Linked DNA regions of Homo sapiens: region 1 is linked to region 2. A link is a contact called in ENCODE Hi-C or POLR2A ChIA-PET data. All regions are on one chromosome and are shown on one strand. Each heading gives the region's core, a stretch centred on a gene start or an enhancer-like site at or near the end of the contact. The rest is flanking DNA. Distances are from core to core; before and after follow the strand shown.

The links. A loop is a pair of places that touch in the nucleus more often than their neighbours do. ChIA-PET counts read pairs that join two places held with the same protein, here RNA polymerase II (POLR2A). Pooled maps may share reads with other maps.
Region 1: a map of CD8-positive, alpha-beta T cell shows a loop between it and region 2 (2.5-fold over the local background). The contact joins two enhancer-like sites. A Hi-C loop is called at or near these places in 2 of 168 maps with a recorded cell type or tissue (CD8-positive, alpha-beta T cell and naive thymus-derived CD4-positive, alpha-beta T cell) and 4 of 50 pooled maps. POLR2A ChIA-PET finds 5 or more read pairs at or near these places in 1 of 52 experiments (CD4-positive, alpha-beta memory T cell).

Annotation. Positions count from the first base shown.
Region 1 is chr3:177,641,291-177,644,652 of GRCh38, reverse strand. The region is part of intron 3 of LINC00578 (long intergenic non-protein coding RNA 578); the gene reads right to left. Among named protein-coding and RNA genes, the nearest start is that of LINC02015, 170 kb to the left of the region's middle. Within about 2 kb of position 1,717, at least 6 of the 41 ENCODE cell types and tissues checked have a DNase peak (open chromatin) inside an H3K27ac peak, as active enhancers do.
Region 2 is chr3:177,552,401-177,555,617 of GRCh38, reverse strand. The region is part of intron 2 of LINC00578 (long intergenic non-protein coding RNA 578); the gene reads right to left. Among named protein-coding and RNA genes, the nearest start is that of LINC00578, 110 kb to the right of the region's middle. Within about 2 kb of position 1,862, at least 3 of the 41 ENCODE cell types and tissues checked have a DNase peak (open chromatin) inside an H3K27ac peak, as active enhancers do.

The DNA.
Region 1 (3,362 bases), core at 468-2,967, 89 kb before region 2:
GTTTGTTTGTAACCTAGCAATCTAATTTAACATTCCTTTATTAAACTGCCTATAAATACTCAGCTCCTCAAATGCTCTTTGAACCAGCTTAATGATTTTCTCTCATTAATTAATGAGTTGAATAATATCTTTGACACATGCTCATTCTATATTTGTTTTGAGAGCCCTGTTTTAACTTTTTGAAAATTATACCTTGACATTCTTAGCACTAAATAACTTAGTGTTATTCTCCACTGTACCCTGTCCTCCTGCTCAGTTTTAAGGTCTGAACGTGGCAGGCTCATATTTTTCACAGTGGGTCTTTCCTCTCCTTCCTTTCTTTTTTTCTTTTTTTGTTTGGTTTTGTTTTGTTTGTTTGATTGTTTGATGCCGTTATCAAGTAGAGCAGACCTGGGAAGACTGGTGCATCCTTATTTCTGTCATCTTAGAAAATAACATATATAAGAAAATATTTATATCTAGGGCAGAAGAAAATTAGAGATATATTTTTTTCCTTTCAGCCTCTTCTCTCCTCCATTTTTACTGCTGAAAAATTATCCAAAGGCATGAAAATATTTCATAGAAATGTCTTCTGAGTTGTGAGGGAATTCTTGCCCATTTGAACAAATTGAATAGACATTTGAAAGCAAATCAGAATGCCCCTTACTGCTTGGCCAATGTGTAAGGATTTGGAGCTGCTTATCTGTGTTGCCATGTCCTTATTACTACGGGTTTCTTGATCTGCACAATCGATGTAATGAAACCTGGTGCTGAGTATGGCTATAAAACTGTTCTTTGGGTGGTAGTTCATGACAAATATGTGTAAACCAATAAGAGAAATAAAAGACTGCATTAGAAAAACTTTTTGAAAATGTAACTAATACCTGAAATAACCCAAAGTTTTTGCTTTGTGTCCTGTGGAGATTTATTATGCTTTCCAATGAAAATAATCAGTGATGTATACATGACCTGGCACCTGAAAACGGAATTTTCCACACCACTTTGAGACTTTTGTTTTTTCCCCCATTTATAAAAAAGATTTAATCCCTCAACCACCAAATAAAAAGTAGAGAGGAATGAACAGTCCTGATTCATTACTATCATGCTAATTCCACAGTTACGTTGTTTCCACAGTTAACGTTGCTCATTTTATCTAATGCCACTCAGAATCACTTGGTTTTCTTTTTTTTTTTTTTTTTTCTTGGCTTGGAGACGGAGTCTTGCTCTGTCTCCAGGCTGGAGTGCAGTGGCACGATCTCGGCTCACTGCAACCTCCACCTCCAGGGTTCAAGCAATTCTCCTGCCTCAGCCTCCTGAGTAGCTGGGACTACAGGCATATGCCACCACACCCAGCTAATTTTTGTATTTTTTAGTAGAGACGGCGTTTCACCGTGTTGGCCAGGATGGTCTCAATCTCTTGACCTCGTGATCCGCCCGCCTTGGCCTCCCAAAGTGCTGGGATTATAGGCATGAACCACCACACCCCGGCCTACTTGGTTTTCTTAAAGTCTGTTAGCTAAGTTTGTGCAGCTTCTTAAAAATACAATATTGGTTTTAATAACCCAGATTTGAGATTATTTTGGTTGTTAGCATAAATTTCATCTTCTTTCATGCTAGAAACATTTCCTGTTTCAAAACCATTCAGCCAATAAGTATTGTGCTGTTATTTTTGTGGCTTTTACAGGATCTGACAACTCGAGCAGCTGCCATCAAGGTACATCATGGCACAAAGGACGGCTCTCAAACATCGGATGTACAGAGACTACCATTAATATTGCAGTGTGTGTCTTTTGTATTAAGTTGGTTTCTGAAAATATCTCTGACAGATGCTGCTAGGCCAAAGTGCCTCCCACAGCTGCAGCTCTAGAGAAATCCGCGGTGGATGTTCTCCTCTAACAGTTTTCTGGTCCCTGTGACAGTGCCCACTGCTTCACTACTGCTCTCAGGTGGTGTGCTTGGTGGCAGTGCCGTGGGCATGGGAGGTTGTGGAGGGGGCTGGGCTATGCAAACTGCTGAGCCAGAACCATCCCTGTGGTGGAGCCTGGGACCCAGCACCCAGCACAGCAGCAGCCAGGAGCTGAGCTGGCAATGGAGAAAGAACGCTGAAAGGGAATGGTTGCCTGGCGTTTAGTAAATGAGCTGTCTGAAAATAATCTGAATGGGGAGAAGGAGTTTTCTTCTCTTGTGATTTTCTGGGATTCCATTTATTCATATAATTACTTCACCTCATTTCAAAAACAATGGTAGGGGGTTGGGGGAGGGCTTGAAGTGCTTTAAGCAGTGCCCCTCTGAACATATACCCAGGAAACAGTTTGCCTCTCACTGTTCCATGTCTGTTGTTTAGCTCCCAAACAATTAAGCAGGAGCACATAAGCTCTCCCAGGCTGAGTCTGCACCCACTGCAACAGTCACCTCACAGTGAGAGAGGGAGAGATGACGAGGAGAAGTTTCATTAACCTTTTCCATGCCCCAGACAAACAGCTTGATTTCAGCTGAGACCCAGTATGGCCCCAAGAAGTGGAGGGTTCAGAGTCCTTTCCAATGGGCCCTCCCGCCCTGTCGTTCACCTGCCCACTCAGCCCAGAAGGAAAGTTGTAGACCCCTCTTCTTTCTAGAGCTGCTCATGATTCTTATTAATCAAATGAGAGGAGCAGAACGTATGGTCAAAACAAGCAACATATGCGGCCCCACATTTTTAAGATACTTATCGAAAAGGGATTATCTGTTCCCTGTAGATGGATTCAAAGATAGCAAATTGCACGCTCAGAGTGCACAGGGTACAAAGCGCAAATAGGCAATTTGGTTCAATATCTCCCAACTTAAACCCACTGCTTTTTCAACAGAAATGTTTTTTACATCAAGTGTTGCCTCTGTTCTCACTCTCCCTCCTTCTTGATCTTTTAATCTAACCCTGTCTTCTTGACTTCTTTCTAGCCCCTGCCCCATTGCCATTGGTTTATAGGTCAAATTGCTTGAGTTAAATGCATAGAAGATGCAACTATTTCAGACCTCACTTTAAACAATGTGGTAAGTGTTAAGACAGAATAAAAGATAAACCAAAATATTGTAGAAGATGATTCTAATGGCATATCCAGGAGCTAACCTGCTCTGCATTGATGAGTTTAGCTATCATAATTCCAAAGGAACACTATGATTGAGAACAACCAAGAGCACTACTAACTCCAGCATCACCAAGGAGACTGCCAAGTCCTTGCTGAGGCTCCACCCTACCCTCTCCTTCTCTCTGGCTTTGCACTCCCAACACCACACAATTGTGGCAGGCCACAGGATGCCCACCATTACATGCTAGGAATTCTAGCAGAGCGAGTCCTCAGTAGTTCTAATGCCATATTTGAAGAAATTACATGTTAATTTTTTTAAAT
Region 2 (3,217 bases), core at 613-3,112:
CTGTCAGCAAAAATGCTAAATAGGGGCTAAGTTGTCTTCCTGGAGGGTGAGGCGCATAGACAAACTGAAAAGCCACCTGAAGTTTCAACCAAAAGCCAATTTAGATCAAGCTGAGCAAACAGACAGGTCTGCTGCCCAATTCAACACCAAGCTGTTTTTTTGTTTTTTGTTTTTAATGTATATAAGTCAAAAAGTACTTTACAAGCCAAGGAAAACCCAGAGAGCAATGTATGGACTAATGACATAGTTCCCATTCAGGTCTGGGGCCTGGAGTGCAGCCTGGGGCAGTTCCCACTGTGCTTCCCAGCCCCCATCTGTGTTTTTCACTGGTAAATTCAGAATAAAAAGAAAGTCAAGTGTAGCAGAGGACTGTGTGGGTTAGGAAGGAAGGGCAGTTCCACCCAGTTGGTCCAAGTTAAAATGGAGGCTGTTACTTGCTGAGAGCAGATTTGCACTCCTTTTTTTTTTTTTTTAGCACCAGCTGAGATTCTGTCTCAATTGCCCTCAACATTGAGTCACTAACCAGCCACTGGGTGTGGAATTCTGGCAGCAGTAGCGCTTAACTCTGAGACTTCCCACTCCCCACCCACCAGCTCCTTGCCCTCTCTGCAATGGCTTTTTTTTAGTAATAGAGGAAAAAAACTTTGAAATCCTGTTAATTCTGAGTATTGTTTACAAGTGATTATTTCTGAAGGGGCAAGGAGTGTTTGCAAAGGCCACTTTGGTTATATGAGATTTAAAAGGTTACTGCAATTATTTTTTGGTGTATAAGATGCATTTGCATACATAATTTCACAGAAGAATGGGGGCATTTTATGTACTTTCATCATATGTTTATTGAAAGTGAACAGTTATGCTGTCTGCACAGACATAACTGGTATTTCTTTAAAATTTATCTTTTCCAGATTATTACTATATATTAAAATTTCTAATTATCTACTGGAGATGCATTATACTACATTTATAGGAACAAAATAATGTATTTTCTCTTTTGTAGACATGGCTGCCCGAAAGCAATTCAGTATTTTGCATCCTTGTTCAGTCAGTAACTATGACTTATTAGATGCAGGTGAGTTTTTTATACATTTGGAAGAGGATGTGTCTTATACACTTGCAAGAGCATTGATGTCTCTGGATCTGAGTGCCCTTGTCTGCAAAAAGAAAGAGCTGAACTCCAAGTACCTTCAGCACTGAAAGTCTACAGCTGGCAATGGCTGTACCACAAAGATTAAAACAAGGCAATTCAGTAAGGGTAAACAATAAATTAAAAAAATCACTGAAATTGAATTAACTTGGTAGACAAAAGCAACCCTTAGACCACCAACAGTCATTTTGCAAATATTAATTTTTTAACTAAGGAACAATTACATACGCCTTGTCTCTTTAAATTAGATTGGAAGTTCCTTGAGGTTAAAACCAATGTTTTTAATTAAGAATAAAATTTCCCTAGGACAGATCATACTGCCAGATAAACGGCCTAGCAATAGAATGTGTTCGTAGATACATTAAAAAGAACCCAGGTCTTAGAGCTCTCAGGCCAGAGATTTTTCTTTCCATTACAATTTTCTGTCATCAAGGTTCAATGTAGGAAGCTTCTAGGAGAGACAATAACAATTGGGAGGAAGAAATCCAAGAGCATTGAAATAGACATGAGCTACACAAGGATACTAAAGTCCTGGTATTGACTCTTTTTTACCAGCAATATTTCTAGAAGAAAATAGCCCCCTCCATAGAAGTCTCTACAGAACACGTGGACAGCACTTAGTGATGAAGCCTGGGTTGGCAGCCCACATTGCCTGATGTTTGTATTGAAACCCTTCCCTGGCAGAGCCTGGTGCCCAGTGGTGCCGACTGGGCTGGCTCAGTGCTGAGAGACAGCTTCAGGGATGGACAGTTGCACTCTCAGGAGGTTGTATGCATAATCTCAGTTTGCAATTCTATTTTGTGAGAACAAAAGGGAAACAGTGGGCACTGGCTTGGCTGCTTTTCCAGATGCTTTTGACCAGGCAGGGGATGTAAAAAAGAAAATCTAGCTTGAAAAATGCAACAAAGAGAGAGAAATATTGTCTATTTTCCCATTATGTTTAGCTAGGATGTGGTCTACTGATTATTTTAAGAAAACTATTAACCGAGCTTTACTGTTTTCCTGTTGTATGCTAGCAGCTTCATGTAGTCTGAGAGTCTCAGGCTGGCTGTTAGAAGCCTTAGGTTTTCATCTCCAGTCACCACCATCTTGGCACTTGATTTCTCAGAGCTTCAGTGTGTCTATCTATAATGTCATTTTTAATTCCTGTCCTTCTCTACCTCAAACGGATGCTGTGAGGACAAATGAGATGGCTCAATATTACCTCCTTCCCTGTCCATCTGGCTCTCTGATTTGCAAGGACCACATCAAGTTCTGGACTAGAAAACAATAGAGTTGTGCCAGGAATGAAGGGAGGCAGAATGGAGCCAGGCGGAAGCCCAAAGGGACACAGAGGCAGAGATCCAAGGCCAGAATTGGAACATTGGATTAGCCACAATTTCACATATTAACATTATGCCCAGTTCCCAAAAATACACATTTATGTGGTTATATGAACATCTTTGAGTCATTCAGGATTTGGTTGTATTATCATTATTTGAACCCTCAAGTGCAAAAATATGAGGACTATATACTGAGATTTTCTTCCTTTTTCAATGGAGTATTCTTAACTTGTGTGGGCCAGGCCTTGAGCCCCTTTTTTGGTCAAAAGTCCTCAAAGGGAGTTAACTGGTCATTTTAATTCATTTGGGTCCAACTGAGGTGATTTTATAGCCCCTCCTGGCTTTGAAAGATCCAACAGACTTTCAGCCTCCAGGCAACAGAGGAGTGAGCCCTGGAAAGGGTCTAAATGATGCAGGCCCTCCTCCCTGTACGTCAGCTCCTTCTCTCCCCTTCTTTCCAATCAAACTAATCCCCTCACAATTTCCCAGAGGCTTCTCCATCATGGACACCCACAGGAAACAAATAAAAGGAACAGGACAGGGTGCAATTCTGCTCTTTGTCAGTGCTAATTGTGAGCCAGTTATCTGATCTGCTGTGACTTGCTCTTTCTGGAAAGGTGTGCATAATTTGGCAATAGAATTCCAAGATTCTCATTTATTGTAAATTGTGCCTTTGCCGATTGCTTTTGTCAGGGCTCCCCATTTCACCTCATGTCTCTGCTCTCCACTTTTGCAAATGCACTGATCTGTG